Regions from separate parts of the Homo sapiens genome. Here region 2 is linked to region 1. Evidence: read pairs that join two places in POLR2A ChIA-PET (ENCODE). Cell type or tissue: endothelial cell of umbilical vein. All regions are shown on one strand. Each heading gives the region's core, and the rest is flanking DNA. Links, peaks and the distances in the headings are about the cores only.

What was found. Peaks named below come from ENCODE experiments on the same cell type or tissue, not always from the same donor. Only the 100,000 strongest peaks of a DNase experiment are listed, where the experiment ranks them.
Region 2: POLR2A ChIA-PET joins it to region 1 with 5 read pairs; 1 of 35 experiments calls an interaction of 5 or more read pairs at or near these places.

What each region holds. Positions count from the first base shown.
Region 1 is chr9:78,601,633-78,611,946 of GRCh38, forward strand. No RefSeq gene overlaps it. Among named protein-coding and RNA genes, the nearest start is that of PSAT1, 310 kb to the left of the region's middle. In endothelial cell of umbilical vein, for the core only: no CTCF peak of the experiment used is centred there; a DNase peak (open chromatin) is centred at 4,009.
Region 2 is chr9:77,703,099-77,713,412 of GRCh38, forward strand. No RefSeq gene overlaps it. Among named protein-coding and RNA genes, the nearest start is that of GNA14, 60 kb to the left of the region's middle. RefSeq lists enhancers at 4,635-4,929, 6,587-6,636. In endothelial cell of umbilical vein, for the core only: no CTCF peak of the experiment used is centred there; a DNase peak (open chromatin) is centred at 4,763; H3K27ac peaks cover 2,107 bases.

The DNA.
Region 1 (10,314 bases), core at 2,654-5,153:
AAAATCCACATGATTCTCTGGGACACAGGGAAGAAAGATACTAAGGAGGGGTAGTTTCTTCTTTTCCTATGGTTTTGTAGAATATAGAGAAAGTGGATTTTACTTAGTAAATGACTGAATGGTTTCATATATCATCTCATAGAAAAACATTAATTTTTAAATTCTGCTGAAGTGGCTTAGATTATAAACACTGCTCTTGTTACTTCATATCTTGCAAGTCTCCTTTAGTGCTCTGTTATTAAAATATTGTGAAAGAGAAAGAGCGCTGATTAAACGTGCCTACATGGATACATTTACATTAATGCATGATGATTAATTATAAGTTAATATGCTCATTCACAAAAATATTTTAAGGTGGCATAATGATAAGGCTGCATTGATAACCTTGCACAGCCCCTTATTAACTTTATCAAAAGCCAGATATGAGGTGACGTTAACACATTTTGGAGTGGCATGCCAGCAAGCCAACTGGCTTTCCGTGAGTGTCATACTCACTTTGGACCACAAGATGCCGCTCAATAATCCGTTATGATTTAGGTCTTTTGTTACAAGCCAAATGACATTTCCATTTATTTTACATGCTCTCCAATTACATATTAAAACTTATAGTGGGTGGGTTGTGGGGAGGAGACCCTGACTCTGAAAGCACTTTTTAACTTGGATGTGGGAAATCTATGAATAATTTATTTAAGGTATACAGATGCAGGCTGAGAATTCAGACAACATAGAATTGTGGCATCCTCAGCTTCTGTGCGTGTGTGTACTTGTCTACTCTTGCCCTGCTGTCTACCCAGCCCTTTTTGTATAGTCACCAGCACCATCTGCCCCCGAATGAAATAATTTCCTGCTGGTTCTCGCTAGCAACTCACAAAACAACCTATTTTTGTAACTATTCAAAATGTCAAAGGATTACCTTAAAATAAAAACACATAATCAGCTTTCTATTTTTCAGGCAGCAATTAAGTAGTCACAACATGGCAGTCCATAGATGAAAGCTCCAGAAATAATTGTTTCCAAAGGTAATCACTGGAAGAAGATAATTTTATTTCCCAAGTCCTTGTCTTAGGCTTAAAAAACAATTCAGCCTGAAGATTCAGATGGCTTTGGTCTTTAACTTTCCCATCAAATTTGCCCTACATTTAAATTTATATGTTTTAATTTTTTTGAGATAAGATGGAAGCAAGTCTTCCCCACAAATACTTTTTTATGACCAGTGTCTAAACACGAGCCAAGGTGGTCACATTATGGAAACACATTCCTTGGAAATTTGAGGGGCCAGGCTTTAGAGAAGAAGCAGCTACATAAGGAAATCTCTTCCATAAACGTCATGTAGGAAAGTTACTTTGCCTTTTTCTGGTGTTAATTTGGCAGCAATAGAGCTGATCTGCCTCCTAGATAAAATAGACTACCTAGGTGGTATGATTTCCAGGTTGTCAAGAAATAGCCCTCAACATAGTCTCTTCTTAACTGTCACTTCCATTTTAGTGTGTTGGTTTTCAGATACTTTAGTCTATCTGGCTGAGCACAGGATTTTAAGAGATGGAGACTGATGATCAGAACAAACAAACATATGAGAGACTCTGTATGATGGTGAGAGGAGAGAGAGTAAGCAGCAGAAATGGGAGGAGAATGACCAAGACGTGGAAAGAAAGAGATGCTCTAGGAAAAGCCCCACCTAGTGCATTGTCTCAGTCCATTCTTAGGATGGGATCAACTTGGTGGTGTGAGCATTTAGTTTAGACAATAAAAAATGGACTCTCAAAAAACTGAAAATAGAATTACCATATGATCCAGCATTCCCACTGCTGGTCATATATCCAAAAGAAAGAAAATCCTTATATCTAAGAGATATCATCTGCACTCCCATGCTTATGACAGCACTATACACAATAGCCAAAATTTGGAAGCAACCTAAGTGTCCATCAATGGATAAATGGATAAAGATAATGTGGTACATATACATAATGGAATATTATTCAGCTATAAACAAGAGTGAAATCCTGTCATTTGCAGCAACACAGATGGTCCTTATGTTAAGGACAATAAACCAGGCACAGCAAAACAAATACTGCATGTTCTCACTCATATGAGGGAGCTAGAAAGTGGATCTCATGACAATTGAGAGTAGAATGATGGTTTTCAGAGGCTGGGAAGAAGGCGGTGTGGAGAAGGGTATGAAGACAGGTTGGTTGATGGGCAAGTATAAACATACAGTTAGAAGAAATAAGTTCTAGTATTCAAAAGTATGGCAGGGAAATTATTGTTAACAACAATTTATTGTATATTTCAAAATAGATAGAAAAGTTATAATGTTCCCAACAGAAAGAATAATGTTTGAGGTGATGGATATTCCAATTACCCTGATTTGATCATTGTACATTGTATACAGGTATCAAAATCATATGTACCCCCAAAATATATGTAACTATTAAATATCCATAAAAAATGAATGGAGAGGCTTGTCCTCTGAGCCAGCTTTCTCATTTTTCGTCAGTCCTGGCTCTCTATATCACTGAGAGACACATCACATTTCTTTCTTCATTCTCATTCATTTGTTCATTCTTGTGAATTCAACATATGTTCATGAATAGTTCAACAACTATTTATCTTGTACTAACCCTCCACCAGGTACTGGATTAGTGACTGTGGATATGAAGATGAAAAACATTCGATTGTCAGAACTACAAGGAGACTATCACTGGAACTATTATGCAGAAAATCTCATTTTTTTCTTAAAAATATCCTAATATATAGTGGAAATGTTAAATTTTGCTGTATTTAATGTAAAAGTGAAAAAACATAGCTTCTTTAGACCAGTGATTCTCAAGCCTTCAAATGCACAGCCATCATCCAGGGATTTGGTTAGAACACAGATTGTAAGTCAGAATGTCTAAGGCTAGGCTTGAAATTGTGCATTTATAACGAGCTCTTGGGTGATGCTGATTCAGGGGACCACACTTTACGTAACAGGCTTTAGCCTGTGGGGTGATTAGTTATCCAGAAAGAGAGAAGTTTCTCACAGGAAAATGATCCACTTCTAGGTCAGAGGGAGGAGAAAACAGGTGTTAAGACAAACCTCTATAAAAGTAAGACAGGGGTAAGACAGAGAGGATCTGTTTCTGATGAATCACTCTCTGCCACCTGACTCTGTCTGCGTTTTCAGGATCAGACATATCGTACCGTACACCAGGATACAGGTTTTCTCCTAAGAGGGACACTGATCATTTCCTGCATCACTATTTTGAAACATCAGAACCGAAATGGTTTTTATGTTCCTAAAAGAAGAAGAAGAAGAAGAAAAAGGCACCACTTTCCGATAACCCCCATTAACTACAGGGGTCATTGTGGCAAAATGAATGGGATTAGAAATCTGCTAAAAGCTGCAGTATATGGTACGCGGTGACTGACAAGCCTTTCGCTGAGTAGTTACAAATGGGACTAATGGTTTAAACTTGTTAGTCATTGTCAGAGCCTCTGATCCTTGAGTCAGCCATGGATGCTATGGCAGAAATCGATAAGGCACCACTTTCCGCAGTGAACTGCTAGACCATATAGATTGCCTGGAGGGAAATACTGAGTTCCCTCCCAGGCTGCCAGATGAAAGCAGGCAGCTAAATCTCCAGGAAGATTGACCACACTGCTCGGGGCAATTAGGCCTTTCACCACTTTGAACGATGATTATAAACGGGGGAGAGGGTTGGGAGAGTGAAGGGGAGACAGCTCTGCATGACAAACTGAAAGCTGGAAGCCATTTTGGGGAGCCTTGTCAGTTTCATGGTCACTGAGGGCATTTTTTTTCCTTTCCGTTGTTCAGATTGTTATACAGTGAATGTGCTGGGGCTGCTGCTTTTCCTTCCTTTCTTCTTTCCCTTTATTTTTCTTTAGAAGCTGGAGAAGGGAAGACAGGCAGCCAGAGCAGCACTTGGTTGATGATAAACTGTAAACTGCAGCTGAACTCCATTAATCCGTTCAATCCCTAAAGCCTGGGGCCTGAGTGCGTGTCGGAGGAGGGCTTCCTGTTGGGTACATTTCAAAACAATCACATCCCATTGTTCAGTGCCTTTTTGGGTAGAGTCCTGCGAGGATGCCAAAATCATCAGCGAAAGAAAGTGCATGTTCCCGCAACAATTACAGACAAGCTGCAGATTATCAGCAGGCTGCAAGGGGCAAGGTGCTGGGGCCCATTTGGCAGAGGGCTCTGCTTGGAGAGGAGCCTCATATCTGATGCACACAAGGCTGCACCCAGCATTATTATTAAGGGCGTCCAAGTGCTCCGTGGCTGCCTAGGCTGCGGGAAGCCCAGATGTGCAAGAGAAAGGAACTGCAGGAGATGTGCAAAGCTTTGCCTTGGTTCTGGGCAGAAAGGCAGGGCAGCTTAGCCTCATGTCAAAGAGTTTCTGGCCTCTTTCTGCTTCATCAACTTTGTATTTCTGCTCAAATTTCAACTGGCGATGCATCTCCATTCCCTTGTTTCTGTTGTCGAGTTCCATTCCCTTTCTAACATTAGCTTCATGATTGATTTGTTTAATTTTTTTCTTTTCTTATCAGGCCCTGGCTCGTAGTCCACTGTTGACTTTAAGTTGTACTGTAAACCACGTTCCGCTAAGTATTGTTTAACTGTCAAGTGGATGGGGAGGCAAGATGTTGTGGGAGTAATCCCAAAGTGCTGCTCTGTGGCAGGGCTGTCAGTCAGAGGTTCTTGGACCATTTCACCACCCTGGTGACTGCAGTCCTTGGTGGAGACTGTGGAAAAGTCTGTTTTTTTGAGGATTGCTTGGTGCCTGGTGCCTGGCATTTTAAAGATGTGTATACCAAGAATTGAAATGCTGAAGTTCATTAGGAAACAAGAAGGTACTTGGAGGGAGTGAGTGCTGCCTGTCCTTGATGGTGCTCATCTCTTCCATGGCAGGGGGTGGGGGGCGATTCAGGGGGATTGTTTGTTGCCATTTTTTGTTGCATGGAAAGAGGAGCTGGGGCCCAAAGAGGCAACTAATGGGCATTTTTTGCTCATCTTCAATTCACTAAGCATCCATGAAACATCGCCTGCTGTCAAAAGACCTTAGCCCAGGTGGCTCCCAGTCAGATGGGAAGCTTCACATTACCTATTTACGATCCCACGAGGATGGATTGACCCCTTATGGCCCACGGAATGTACAACATCAAGAGTGAACCCTAATGTAAACTATGAACTTTGGGGGATAATGATGTGTCAATGTGGGTTCCTCAGTTGTAACAAACATACCATACTGGTGGGAAATATTTTTAATAAAGGAGGCTGTTATGTGTGTGAGGGGAGAGGGTACATGGGAACTCTCTGTACGTACCTTCCTCTCAGTTTTGCTGTGAACCTAAAACTACTTTAAAAAATAAAGTCCATTAAAAAACAAAACAAAACAAAAAAACTAAAGAGGGAATTATAACCACTGTCCAAATATTAATCACAGTAAGTGAAATAAAATGAAGCAATTTATTTGATTTAGAAGATTCTTTTATAAAGTAAGTGAATTTGACCTTCCTCAGCCTTCTTTATGGCATGAAATGAGAATTCTTTCTGCAAATCAAGTACATTTAAAAGGAAATATTAACTCTTTTAGGCAGCCAAGGAATTACCTTAAAATACTTAATAATTAGAAAACTGTTAAATCACAGAATAATTTATAGAATTTGGGAAAACTTTTTCAGTCCTAGAAAGATAGTTGCTTTAATGATATTCTTTTTAGTTACTAGGTTCATCTTAAATTATAGTTTTACTGGGGTATTCTAGAGTACTGGGATGGAATGTGGGCAATGTGGATTGTAGTTCTGATTCTAACCCAGGGCGTTTTGGTGAGCAAGAACTTCCATCTCCTTGCCGCTTGTTCTTCACCTGTGAAATGGAAGACTTCACTAGCCAATATATTGAGCTCCTATGGTAGGGAAAACGATAGCTTCCCAAACAGTCCACACTAGAATCTCTGGAGTCTGTGAATGTGTTATGTTCCATGGCAAGAGGGATTTTGCAGATGTGATTAAGATAGGATGTTAAGATAGAAAAATTATCCTTTTATCCTGGATTATTTGTGTGGGCCCAAATGTAATAACAGGATTCTTAAAAGATGAGAGGTGGGCAGAGTCAGAGAAGGAGATGTGACAGTGGAAGCAGGGTTGGAGTGAAGCAATGTGAGAAGAACACCAATCTGTCATTGGTGGCTTTGAAGATGGAAGGAGGCCATCAGCCAAGGAATGTGGGCAGCCTCCGGAAGCTGGAAAAGGCAAGGACATGACTTCTTCCTGCTGAGCCTTCAGAAGAAACACAGCCTTGCTTGGTCTTAGCCCTGAGAAACCCAGTTTGAACTTCTGACCTCCAAAGCTGCAAGATAATACATGATATGGTTTGGCCGTGTCCTCACCCATATCGCACCTTGAATTGTAATAATCCCCACCTGTCAAGGGTGGGGCCAGGTGGAGATAATTGAATCATGGGGCTTTCCTCCACACTCTTCTTGTGGTAGTGAATAAGTATCATGTGAACTGATGGTTTTATAAATGGGAGTTCCCCTGCGCAAGCTCTCTTGCCTGCTGCCAGATAAGACGTGACTTTGCTTCTCCTTTGCTTTCTGCCATGATTGTGAGGCCTCCCCAGCCATGTGGAACTGTGAGTCCTTTAAACCTCTTTTTATTCATAAATGACCCAGTCTCAGGTATGTCTTTATTAGCAGCATGAGAACAGACAATACAATATATTTGTACTGTTTTTAAGCTACTGAAACTTTGGCAATTTGTTACAGCAGCAATGGGAAGCTAATACAGATCCCTTTTAGCAATAACTTCTGTTGAAGCTATGAACATATAATGTTTGAAGGGTCACTAGAAAATTCTAAAATCAGATAGTGATATGCAAAAAAAGATGACTACTAACCATGATTTGAGTGTGAAATGTAGGGCTTACTGAAGATAAAGTTTGTAAAAGCAGAAACCAGTAAGAAGGGAAAATAAGACACCAGAATCCATGAAGGAAAAAAGGATAGAAAAAACACTGTGAAGGAAGAAGCATACTTTAGCATTTTCTTATGCTTGAAGTATGTGAAACAGCTGTATACATTTTTTTCTCTTTCCTTGATTGGCAGAATGGAGAATGTTAACAGATACTTGTTTAGAAGGAACAGAAGCTTAGAATTAGCAGGGGCCATTGTGATTGATCTTGTAATGAACGTCAGAATTCATTCTACACCATCCCTGAATATTGTTCCTGACTCTGGTACTTAGTAATATTTAGGTACTTCATCAATATTTGTTGCATAGATGAATATCTTTTATTAATGACAAAGATACTAGCAATAAGTAAATTAGAAATTATGAAAAAAAAACCAACCTGAATAATCAATTCAGATTCATTAAATTGGGAGCAAGGCATATTTTGAATATAGTGATAGCTTTGTGCTTTGTTTTTCCTTCTGATTTAAAAGTCTGCAAACTGTACCTTGTTAATATCTTCAAAGGGACTTTCTTCTTTCCAAAGAGACTATAGGTGATATACAGAAGTACTTAGATGCTTTCCTTTAAGAAACCTGTGAATTCACTGAGAAACCAAAGATTATTGCCTATTATTGAAGAGTATCTAGCACTACTTTCCTCTCAGGCAAATCTATTTAAGCGACGTGGGTAGCTATAACCTCCCAGTAACACAGGATGCAGAGGTTACATTGGGGCCTCAAACAATTAATCAACATTATGGCATAAGGGCTCAAATATGGAAATTCTGATGGTCCTACATGTTGATAAATGGCCAATTTATGCTAAGATCCATCAAGTGTGTTGGGGCATTTGGAACTATCACTGCACAATCATGACATGGTCATTATCGGGCTGCAAATCGTCCAAAGAAATGACATGCTTCAGGAAGCAAGATTTGCTGGTGGTGCCTGCCTCTTTTTAAACTCAGTGTGAGGCCAGCTTGCTGTAAACGAAGCAATACAGCATGTAGATTAGCTCATGTGCGGCAGCTGCATGGCGGAAAGCAATTATAACACAGAAGCAACTCCACACGCAGGAACTAGCACCTCCTGAAATATGATCACCTCCGCTTCACTACAGAGGGAGATGCCAAACTGAAATACACACACAGCCGTAATGGAAGAGGGAGACCTGAATATATTATTGGGAGGAGAGAAGCTGGGGTTGTTCTTGAGCAGCCTCAGCTGAAACTAAGCAGTTGGCAGAGGCCATTGTTGAAAGCTCTTTAGCTCCTGTGGATTCTGAAACAGGATTCTTCTAGGGATACCACAGTCCACTATTTTCTTTGTTTAATGCTATGCAGAGGATATTAAAGTCGGGCATTATTGGATTTTCTTTTTGTTGATATACTAGAGCTGACAAGTGCGTCTTTCTTCCTAGAGAACCCTTTCTCAGAAATGAATGAGCATGCCCAGTGGATTGAATGGTTGATGTACACCAGACCCGGGTGGGACCAACACAGTTTGGTCCACATATGTGCTCCCCACATAGTTTGAAGCCTTGCTTGATATTTGCATATAAGGTGATATATAGCTGGGCTTGGGCTGCTAAGTTCTGCCCTGTGCTCAGTGAAGCAGGAGTGGCTAGTCTGCAAGTGAAAAGGAGCCAAATAGTAGATACGCAGACACGTGAATGAGAGATACCACAGTCTGAAAGAGAAGATTCAGTGGGTTCAGATTCTGACTTTCCGTTTACTAGCCTCAGTCACTCGTGAGTCCCTGCTGTAGTTTCTTCTCCTGGTTTCTATGAGATATTTATCCTTTTACAAATGCTCCCTTTCCTTTATTCTGTTTTGAGTGGCTGTTTCTGAGGCTTTGATTAAATGATTTCCGTTTTCCCCAGCTCCACCCCTGCCAGCTTTGGCTGAACTCTTAACATGTCACAGAATTTGTTTTGGTGGTTTAGGCATATCATTTTATTCAACAGTATCACCAACATTCAAAGGTAGATATGGTTATTTCATTTTTTCATGAGGAAATAGACTCGGAAAGGTTAGATAATATCTCCAAAGTCACACGGTTGATAAGTGCGGGAAGTGGTGATTTCTATTGAAGTTACATTTGCATTGAAATTGATTTTACATTTTCTGTGAAATCATTAAACCACCTACTATATAGTAAATGATTTATGCTATAATTTGAGAGCAGAATCTATGTTGAATTACTGAATCAACTTGGGAGTAGGACTAGAAACCAAATCATCTTTATTTAAAAAGCTAACACTGTCTATGTTTACTTGAGGGCTGAAAACTTGCACAGCTTCAAAGAAAATAGGCTATGTATAAGAATTTTTCTGGGGTAGAGAGAGGGGGCGAAAGTTTTAGAAGTGTACCTAGATTATTTATAACCTATTCTGGTTTATAGCTTGCTGCTGCGTCAATTCTGTGATGCTGAAAAAGGTGCAAAGTCCACTAGATACACCATGAATTGCTCATCTTGGTCTCTCGTATTGAGAAGCTAATTAGAGATAATTGGATTAACATTATTTTTCCTAAATCAAAGTATTCTGATACTCCTCTTTCCTAGTTTTATCTTTCTTTTGATCATAAGGAAATAAATGTATCCCTAACTTGTAACATTTGGGATCTTCATTCTCTTTAATTTTCATTTGCTTTTTTTGTGCTTTCCTCGCCTCTAGCTTTCCTTACCATGATGTTTAAGACTGCTCATCATCTGGGCACAATCATGACCTCCTTTGTGGCCATTAGTACTGTCCACATCTTCATCTCCTTTCTCCTGAGTGTCTCTGAGACATACAGCTAAACTGAATGTCTCAGAGCTCCTCATATAGGCTATTGTATCTGTTGTCTGTGACTGGTTGTTGCTTCCTGCCTCACAACCCATGACACTTCCCTGTCTAAACAAATAAGTATTACCCATACTTCAAGGCTCAGTTAAAATATTACTCCTTCATGGCCAAGTGTGGTGGCTCACACCTGTAATCCTGGCACTTTCAGAGGCTGAGGCGGGCAGACCACTTGAAGTCAGCAGTTCGAGACCTGACCAACATGTTGACACCCCCTCTCTACTAAAACATTAGCCAACCGTGGAGGTATGTGCCTGTAAAAATTAGCGAAGCGTGGAGGTACGTACTTGGGAGGCTGAGGCAGGAGAATCGCTCGAACCTGCAATCACGGAGGTTGCAGTGAGCCCAGATTGCGCCGCTGCACTCCAGCCTTGGTGACAGAGCAAGACTTTGTCTTAAAAAAAAAAAAATTACACCTTCATAATGAAACATTCCTTGAATTCCTTGATTGACACAGTCTGTAAGCAACATTGTCTTCATCTGAATTCCTATTATGTTCTATCTCCACCACTCTTA
Region 2 (10,314 bases), core at 3,331-5,830, 900 kb before region 1:
ACATCTCAGATGGGGTGGCGGGGCAGAGGTGCTCCCCACATCCCAGATGATGGGCGGCCGGGCAGAGACGCTCCTCACTTCCTAGATGGGATGACGGCCAGGAAGAGGCGCTCCTCACTTCCCAGACTGGGCGGCCAGGCAGAGGGGCTCCTCACATCCCAGACGATGGGCAGCCAGGCAGAGACCCTCCTCACTTCCTAGACTGGGTGGCGGCCGGGAAGAGGCGCTCCTCACTTCCCGGATTGGGCGGCCAGGCAGAGGGGCTCCTCACATCCCAGACGATGGGCGGCCAGGCAGAGACGCTCCTCACTTCCTATACGGGGTGGTGGCGGGCAGAGGCTGCAATCTCAGCACTTTCGGAGGCCAAGGCAGGTGGCTGGGAGGTGGAGGTTGTAGCGATCGGAGATCACGACACTGCACTCCAGCCTGGGCAACATTGAGCACTGAGTGAGCGAGACTCCATCTGCAATCCCGGCACCTCGGGAGGCCGAGGCTGGCAGACCACTCGCGGTCAGGAGCTGGAGACCAGCCCGGCCAACAAGGCGAAACCCCGTCTCCACCAAAAAATCAAAAGCCAGTCAGGTGTGGCGGCGCCCGCCTGCAATCCCAGGCACTCCGCAGGCTGAGGCAGGAGAATCAGGCAGGGAGGCTGCAGTGAGCCAAGATGGCGGCAGTACAGTCCAGTCTCGGCTAGGCATCAGAGGGAGACCGTGCAAAGGGGAGACGAGGACCGTGCAAAGTGAGGGAGAGGGAGAGGGAGACGGAGAGGGAGATGAGGGAGACGAGGGAGAGGGAGACGGGAGAGGGAGAGGGGAGGGGAGGGGGAGCTCTTTGGCTGTTTTCAAGATTTTCTCTGTCTTTAGTTTTTAGAAGTTTAGTTATGATGTGTCTTGGCATATGTTTCTTTGGGTTTGTCATTTTTGGGGTTCACTGAACTTCTTTAATCTGTATGATTATGTCTGTTTCCAAACATGGGAAGTTTTCACCCATTATTTCTTTGAATACTTTTTCAGTCCCACTCTCTTTCTCCTCTCCTTCTAGGACTTTAATGACATAAATGTTAGGTCTTTTGTATATCCCCATAGGCCCTTGAGGCTCTGTTCTTTTTTTTCCAGTCTGTCTTCTTTTTGTTGTTCAGATTGGTTATTACCATTGCTCTTTCTTCCAGTTCCTTTATTCTTTCCTCCACCCCTTTAATTCTGCTGTTGAGTTCGTCCATTACATTATTTAGTTCATTTCTCATAGTTTTCAGTTGTAAAATTTTTATTTGTTCCATATATTTTATATTTATTTACTAAGACATTTAATTTTATTCCTGAGACTTGATCTTTTCATTCGTTTCAAGCAGGTTCATAATTGCTCACTGAGCATTTTCGTTTTTATTGCTTTAAAATTTTAGTCAGACACATGGACACAGTGAGAGTAACAACACACACCGGGGCCTGTTGGAGGAGTAGGGGGAAGGAGAGCATCAGGATAAATAGCAAATGCATGCGAGGCTTAATACGTAGGTGATGGGTTGATAGGTGCAGCAAACCACCATGGCACACATTTACCTATGTAACAAACCTGCACATCCTGCACATGTGTCCTGGAACTTAAAATTTAAAACACATGAAAGCACCCCCCAAAAAATAGATAAAATAAAATTGTTGTCAGATGATCATAATATCTCTAGCATCTTGGTGTTCGCATTTTTTGATTGTTATTTTTTAATTATTTTGGTATCTTCCTAGTTCTTAGCATGATGAGTGCTTTTTTTTTTTAGTTCTTTTCTTGCTTTGACCATTTCTTTATTATTATTATTATTATTATTATTATACTTTAAGTTCTGGGATACATGTGGAGAACGTGCAGATTTTTTACATATGTATGTATGTGCCATGGTGGTTTGCTGCACCCATCAGCCTGTCATCTACATTAGGCATTTCTCCTAATGTTCTCCCTCCCCTAGCCCCCTAGCCCCCAACAGGCCCTGATGTGTGATGTTCCCCTCCCTGTGTCCATGTGTTCTTATTGTTCAACTCCCACTTATGAGTGAGACCATGCAGTGTTTGGTTTTCTGTTCCTGTGTTAGTTTGCTGAGAATGATGGTTTCCAGCTTCATCCATGTCCCTGCAAAGGACATGAACTGTGAATGATTTTTAAGTGTAATCTGGACAGGTTCATATTTTGCTAGGCAACTTTGGATCTTATCTAAATCAGTGTTAACTGGATCCCACACAACTCTGTCAGGGTAAGGAGGTACCATCTTCTCCTTCCAGGCGCAGGTAGAAGTCCAGGTTCTCTGCTGCTCCTTTGTTGACACCCAAGGATGCAGACTTCTCTTTACTGCTGGTCAAAAGTGGGAATTCTGACTCCCCATATGATCATAACTGACAATCTGTTGGGTGTATCCTCATTACTGTTGGACAACAATGAAAGTCCCGACTCTCCAGGGTTCCTCCTCTGATACCTCCTTTGCAGGGAGAGGGAGTGGCATTTTGTTACTCTGGGTGGAGATGGCGGTCTAAACCCACCATGTGCTTTCCACTGAACTTGTGAGGGTTGGAAAGGACTTATTACCAGCCAGCAAGGATAAGAGTCTTAGCTCCCTACTTGGCCTCTCTGATGCCACCTTACCAGGGATGTTGGGGCACCTCATCACAGCCTCATGAGGGTGGAAATCTGGGATTCCCACTTGACATCTGCTGGCATGAGTGGGAGCTGGGCCACAGTTTGTCTAGGGTGTTTGGCTGAAGTAGAGAAGTTACTGTCTAAAGTTTGCTAGCTTCCCCTTTCTTGGTCCTTTAGCTAGAGAGAACCAACTTTTGTTAGGGCTTTTAAAATCTGGGTTGGTGTTTCTGGGTTGCCAGCTTCTTTAGCTCCAAGCCTGGGTTATATGGAGCAAAAAGAAATTCAGGGAATTCAGCACTGCATCATTTCTCAGGGCCTGACGTCTAGGCAGTCTGCTTTCTCTCCACCTCTCAGATTCTTCTGTTTATTCTGTATATAAGGTGCAGTGTTTTTAGTTGTCCTTGTTGAGAATAGGGAAAAAGTTGGATATTCCATCTTCCCAGAAACAAATACCTAATTAAGTAGATTTTTATTAAACTTCAAGGATGTTTTATTTTATTATAATTGAGTTTATTTTTTGATAAGAAAAATAATACATTGAAGAAATTTTCTAACATTTCTATCATCTTAAAAAAGTTGTCTTGAGGATCATCTAAGTTTTTCTTAATAACCCTGATTCTCCTCATGGAAGCTGATTATCATCTTTTGTGCCAATACATTAATTACATCAGTGATCACAGGACTATGAGAGGATACTCCTGCAGTAATAAATGCCTCAGTCTGCTGTGGCCTTTTAGTTCTTTTATAATTTTTCTTCTCCATTTCTTTAGCTATAATAATAACTGGAAATATTTATTAAGCAATTACCATGGGCCACACACTGTACTAAACACGTCTTTTCTTATATCTCATTTGATCTTAAGATGTTGGCACCATGATCATCCCCATTTTACAGTTAAGTAGAGGTTTAGAGAGGCTGCACATACTTACCCTGGTTGGTGATTAATTAGAAGCAAAGCCAGGAATCCAATCTTGCATGGCGTGACAGCAGTCAAAGTTCTTCACCATGCAATTAGGCATGTTAGATTGTATGTAGAGTAAGAGTCAATAGGATTGAGAACCCTAAAAACTCAAGCTTTAGTGCATTTCCTTTGTGATTTGTCTTATGGCTTCAGTGATTTTTCTTTTAAATTTGAGACTGTGTTCTGTATAACTGAATTTGCCAGAAATGTGACTTCTTCCTGTTATCATGATGCAAAGTCATATGTAGGATTTGTACCAGCTTGGCTGGCAGAGAAAAGTGATATATGACATAAGGTCTGTTCCTAAAACTCACAAGAACCCTTGGTTCATCCCAGAGGGTCTATTCTGCTATCTGTGGACTCAAGGGATCACAGAGTTCCCTCAAGTTTTCTAAATGCCTCAGAATTGGTTATAAGAAACAATTTTAACCACAAACACATTTAATCTTCCTAAATTTTGCATTCACAAGAGGAGAGGATCATGCCTTTGAAGATATAATCTATGTGAAACAAATATGGGAAAAGATTTGTTTTGGACAGGAAACAAACATATCTACGTCTAGTTTCCAGGTTCCCCAGTGGTCTTTCTGCTTTCCACCCCCTAATTCCCCAGTGCTATGTAGGGGTTCTCTGTCTATGCTGGCTGGCTTTCTTTAGAAAACAGAGGAGTTAGGATGAAGAATGACCCCTTGCCATCACCGTAAGTATGTCCCAGGCTCCTTTTACCTTTTCCCCAACCTTCATATGCCCCCTAGATAGAACTCGGTTTGGGAAGTTGATATTTGAGTCGCATTTGTTGAACACATGTTCAGTGCAAAATTTGCAATCATAAAAATTCCAACTTTCTGCTCAGTAGGAAGTGGAGAAATTTGGAAAAATTTAGTTCACTGGGCTAAGATTTCCCTGCCAAAGAGTTAGATTGTTGGCTGTGTGAACTAGGGGAATGACTGAGGAACAAAATCTTTAATATTTGTATTCAGGATGACTGATTCCGAGAGACAATACAGGGTAGAAACAATATGTCCACGAAAGGAAGGTATTAATTTTGATATCCACTTGAGTATTATTTTACTGGATAATTGACATCAGGAAGGTTAGGGTTACAAGAGCAGCTTGCAGGCTTAGCTGAAAGCAAGGCCTGTGTCATGGTGGGGCAGGAAGCCAATAGGTAGAAGTCAGTGTGCACTTGGTCCATTTGGTGTTTCATCATCACTCGACTGCACTAATGCTTAAAGAATGTGCTTCGCATAGTTTGCTGTCCACATCATTTATTTTCTCAAAACACATCTATTTCTTGGAGAACTCATGATTTCAAGTATCTGCTTTTGAAAGTCTTGAGCTATTTATGAAACACAAGTCATTCTGCAGAAGATTCAGACTAAGGGACAATTATTGCTACTCTGTAGGTAACATCTTTTTTTTCCTCTAGATTCTTTCAAGATTTTTTCTTTACCTTTGATTTTTCACAGTTTGAATATCATATGTATATGTGTAGTTGTGGGGTGTTTTTTGGCATTCATCCTGCTTGGTGTTCTCTGAGCTTGTTAGATCTGTGGTTTGGTGTCTAACATTAATTTGCAGAAAATGGGGAAGTATCATTCATTACTTCAAAAACTTCTTCTATTTCTTTCTCTCTTTATTCTCCTTGTGGTATCCCCATTATACCTATTATAACTTTTGTAGTTGCCCCACAGTTCTAGGATATTCTGTTCTTTTTTTCTTAGTCTTTTTTTTTTCTTTTCAGTTTCAGAAGTTTCTATTGAGATATTCTCAAACTCTGCATCTTTTTCCTCGTCTATGTCTAGCCTACTACTCAAAGGCATTCTTTATTTCTGTTAAAGTGTTTTTTATCTCTATCATTTTCTTTTCATGCTTTCTTGGAATTTCAGTCTCTGTGCCTACATTTCCCATCTGTTCTCACACATTCTCTACTGTGTATCCACTAGAGCCCTTAGCATATTAGTCATAGTTGTTTTAAATTTCTACTCTGAAAATTCCAACATCCCTGACATATTTGAGTCTCATCTTGCTTGCTCTGTCACTTCATACTGTGTGTTTTTTTCCTTCTAGTATGCCTTGTAATTTTTTTCTTGATATCTGTTCATGATGCAGTAGATGAAAGGAACTGCTGCATAGAGGCCTTTAGTAACATGGGGGAAAAGGAGGCTTTTTATGTTCCTATGATTAAGTGTCAGTCTTACAGAGAGTCTGTACCTCTGGACTCTGAACTTTACACATGCTTCTCAATCTTCTTCCCGTCCTTCAGCAGGACAGGATGGCCAGTGTGTGCTGCAGTTAGGTATTTCCCTTTCTCCAGGTTGGTTAGACTCTGGTAAAATCTGAATAGTTTAGGCTCTGATAAAAAGTTTCTCTTGGTTGGGCGTGATGGCTCACACCTGTAATCCCAACACTTTGGGAGGCTGAGTTGGGTGGATCACGAGGTCAGGAGATCGAGACCATCCTGGCTAACACGGTGAAACCTTGCCTCTACTAAACATACACACACACACAAAAAATTAGCCGGGCATGGTGGTGGGTGCCTGTAGTCCCAGCTACTCAGGAGGCTGAGGCAGGAGAATGGCGTGAACCTGGGAGGCGGAGCTTGCAGTAAGCCGAGATCGCGCCACTGCACTCCAGCCTGGGTGACAGAGCAAGACTTCGTCTCAAAAAAAAAAAAAAAGTTTCTCTTGAGGACAGGCCTTGTTAAGACAAACAGGATGGTCTGGCATATTTCAAAATGCTTCATTTCCCCCTCCTTCTACCAGAAGCATGAGGGGATTTTCCCCTGATAATCACTGTGAGAGCCTGCTTGAGCTCCTGGAATTAAAACTCGCCAAAGTATGAGTGTCTCCCATGACTGGGTAGTCTGGAGTTTCAACTCTCAGAGTTGTACACATTGAACCTTCCAAAATGCATCAATTACTGTTTAGGTTTTTGCATCCTGGCACTGGTTTTGGTAGAGGCTTTTTCTCCTGGGTTTCTGCTTCCATAAGTAGTGATTCTCTGTATTTGCCTGTCTCTCCAGTTTGAGGACAATGGTTTACCCTGTGACTTCACTTCTCTGAGGGATCTAAGAAGAGTTATTGGTTTTTCAGTTTGTTCCGCTTTTTAGTTCTTCTTAGGGTGGAGTTGTAACTGCCAAGCTCCTTATATGCCAGACCAGAAAGCAGAAGTCACTACTATCTGAGTTTAAGGATTTTTATCACCCCAAAATGAAACCCTTTGTTTTGTTTTTTAGTGTTTTTTTTTTTTTTCTTCTCTCTCTGCTTTTCAGTTTTGGAAGTTTCTACTGACATATCTTCAGGCTTAAAGATTCTTTCCTCAGCCATGTCCAGTCTACTAACGAAGCCATCAAAGGCATACTTAATTTCTATTACAGTGTTTTTGATTTCTATTATTCCTTTTCTTTTTTCTTAGAATTTCTTCCTTTATGCTTTCATTGCCCATTTGTTCTTGCAGGTTGTCTACTTTTTCCATTAGAGCCCTTAGCATATTAATAATAAATGTTTTAAATTCCTGCTGTAAGAATTCCAGCATCCCTGCCATATATGATTCTGGATCTGATGCTTGCTATGTCTCTTCAAACTGCGTTTTTTTTGTTTGTTTGTTTTGTTTTGCCTTTTAGTATGCCTTGTAATTTTTAAAGCTGGATATGATGTAGTGGATGAAGAGAAATCCAGTAAATAGGCCTTCAGTAATTAGTGGTAAGGTCTGAGGGAGGGAAAATATTCTACAGTCCTGTGATTAAGCCTCAGTCTTGTAATGAGCCTGTGCCCCTGGGCTGTGAATTTCACAAGTGGCTCTCAGTTTTTTCCTGCCTTACATGGGACAAGACGGCTGGAGGAGACTGGTATTTGGTATTTCCCTTCTCCCATGGGGAAAGCTAGAGAGAGCTGCAGTTGGGTATTTCCTTTCCCATAGGTTGATTAGGCTCTGATAAAATCCCAATAGGTTAGGATCTAGGAAAATAGTTTCTCTCGAGGGCAGCATTTGGGTTTGAATACAATTTTATTTAGTTGTGGACCATCTCAAAATATGCAAACATGCAATCCCCACTCAAAAAGTCATTCCTTCACCATCTAGTCAAAGAACTTAGTTAATAAATTAGACAGTTAAATACAATTTCAGTACATTCCAGCATATTTTAGAACAATATATTCAGACATTAGTACTAACAAAATAGTGTCCTAATAGTTTTTTTTTGCATTGGCAGAGAGCTTCTCATTCTAAAGAGCTGTTTCTAAAGTCTCGTTTCATGAAGCTTTGCAACATAGTCTCCTTATTTTTCCTAAGGACATCTTTTACCAGCCATAAAAAATTGGAGAAAGTTTTTCTTCTTCCTTCTTCTCCCTCCTCCTCCTCCTCCCTCTCCCCTCCCCCTCCTCCTTCCCCTCCCCATCCCCCCTCCTCCTCCCTGTCCCCCTTGTTCCCCTCCCCTTCCTTCTCCCCCTCCTACTCTTTCTCCTCCCCCTCCTCCTTCCCCTTCCCCTCCTCTCCCTTCCCCTTCCCCTCCTCCCCTCCCCCTCCTTCTCTGAAGGCAGATGCTCTTTCTCAGAACATGGCCCAGAAAATGCTCCTTTACTTTTGTGATAGTTTTAAATATATGTTCTCTCTTCTCTGATTTTCTCCCAATGATTAAATGTCACCATATGTGCCAATTCTCTGATGGAAGATTCTTTCCTCTTTCCTTTCTGCCTCTATGTCAGCACCATCCTCTGGCCTGAGGAGCAAGAACAAAAGTCCATGGGTGTCTCCCAGGAGGCAGCCGATCTGAGCATCTGGAATCAATTACTCAGGGCTGGTGTGGATGCTCATCCTGGGAGTCAATAGACAGTGCTGGGCAGGTGGAGGAAGGGAGTACAGGGTCCCTCTTAACAGATGAAAGTAAAATAAAAATGTCTAAGTCACTTTTCTTCAACAATTAAAAGTTACTATTAGTTGGGTGAGGTGGTGCATGCCTGTAGTCCCAGCTACTGGGGAGACCAAGTTCCTGGGGAGATCGCTTGAGGCCAGGAGTTCAAGACCAGCCTAGGCAACATGGTAAGACCCCCATCTCTACCTCTAAAATAATGATTATTAACTATTAACTTATCTCTTTAAAATGCTGTAGAAGTAACTTTTTTTCTTTTCTTTTTTTTTTTTTGAGAGAGTCTTACTCTGTCGCCCAAGCTGGAGTGGAGTGCAGTGGAGTGATCTTGGCTTAATGCAACCTCTGCCTCGCGGGTTCAGGCAATTCTCCTACTTTAGCCTCCCTAGTAGCTGGGATTACAGGTGTGAGCCACCACGCCCGGCTAATTTTGTATTTTTAGTAGAGACAAAGTTTCATCATGTTGGCCAGGCTCATCTCGAACTCCTGACCTCAAATGATCCACCTGCCTTGGCCTCCCAAAGTGCTGGGATTACAGGCATGAGTCACCATGCCCGGTCTCTACATGTAACTTCTAAGAAACATAAATTTTTTCATAAGTATATTATTGTATAAATTTGTATTGAATAAGTTGTGTCATATTGTATAGATTATATTAGTACAGGTGTGTGTCTGTGTATCTACATATCTCTCACCACAGAATCTCCCACTGTGGGCCTTTGTGGCAAATTCATGTTATGCTAGGGTTCCAGGTACTAATCTTGAACCTTAACCATCAGCTGCAGCTGGTAGTCCATTCAAGGCAAAGTGTTTACTAGTCTCAGTTATGGCCTGTTGATTATTCCATTGTCTTTGACAATGAAAGCCATCCGTTGATCCTGTCTTAGTTGAGATTTCCCCCAGAGTAGGTCCTGTGTTAGGAGTTTGGGTGCAATGAATTTGAGAAGTGATGTCATAAAGAACCACAAGAGAGTGCACAAGCAAGACCACCAGGAGAGAGAAGCCAATAAAGGGTACATTCGCGAGCAAGTTTCACTGATAACAGCTGGGGCTGAGTCCTGCTCTGGGGGCCCTAGAGAGACCTGTAGGATGAAACTCAGGTTTATCTACTGAGGGCCAACAGCAGAAGCGTGTATCCACGGACTCCTGTCCCCCACTGGTCGTGTCACTCCTGAGGCATCAACTCCTGGTTTTTGGCTGGTGGCCAGGGAATGCTAGAAGGGTGCAGGGGGCTCCTGCCCTGAACTGCCTGCAGCAACCCCCTGGGTGGACTAGTGGGTATGGAACGTGCAGCGAGGCACCTCCAGCAGGTTGAAGAATAATTATAGAAGAACACAGTCCCCAAACTGTCTGTTCTGAGTCTGTAGTTCTGTACAAGCTGTGTGGTATGTGCCTGGTGTTCTGGCAATTCATCATCTGTAGTAGGAAGTGAGCAATCTACACAGAGAAGACTTAACTCAGGAATGGAAACGATAACATCTACAGGAATGTGCATCTAAAGTGTGGCTTTCGTAATGAGACAGACATTTCATCCAGTTTTTGTACCTGGTCTGAGACTCTTCCTGTCTGCTGGAAATACATCCCCTCATTGCCCAGAGACAGAGAAACCCCAGTCTAAGTTCAACTCTCCTAAAACAATTTAAAAAAAAAAAAAGTGCAATAATTAGGTATTCTTTCCTAGATTAAGGCAGAGTTTTGAAAAGAGCGGTGAGAGAACAGTTTTTTAAAAAAGAAAACGTGAGCTGTGGATTTTATGATACTTTTAGTCTCAATCATGTCAATATGAAGAATTACCTTCCATGAGATAAAATGCTTATAACCATAGGGATAAGCAAGCCTCACTGTATAGATGTGCGGATATTTGTACAC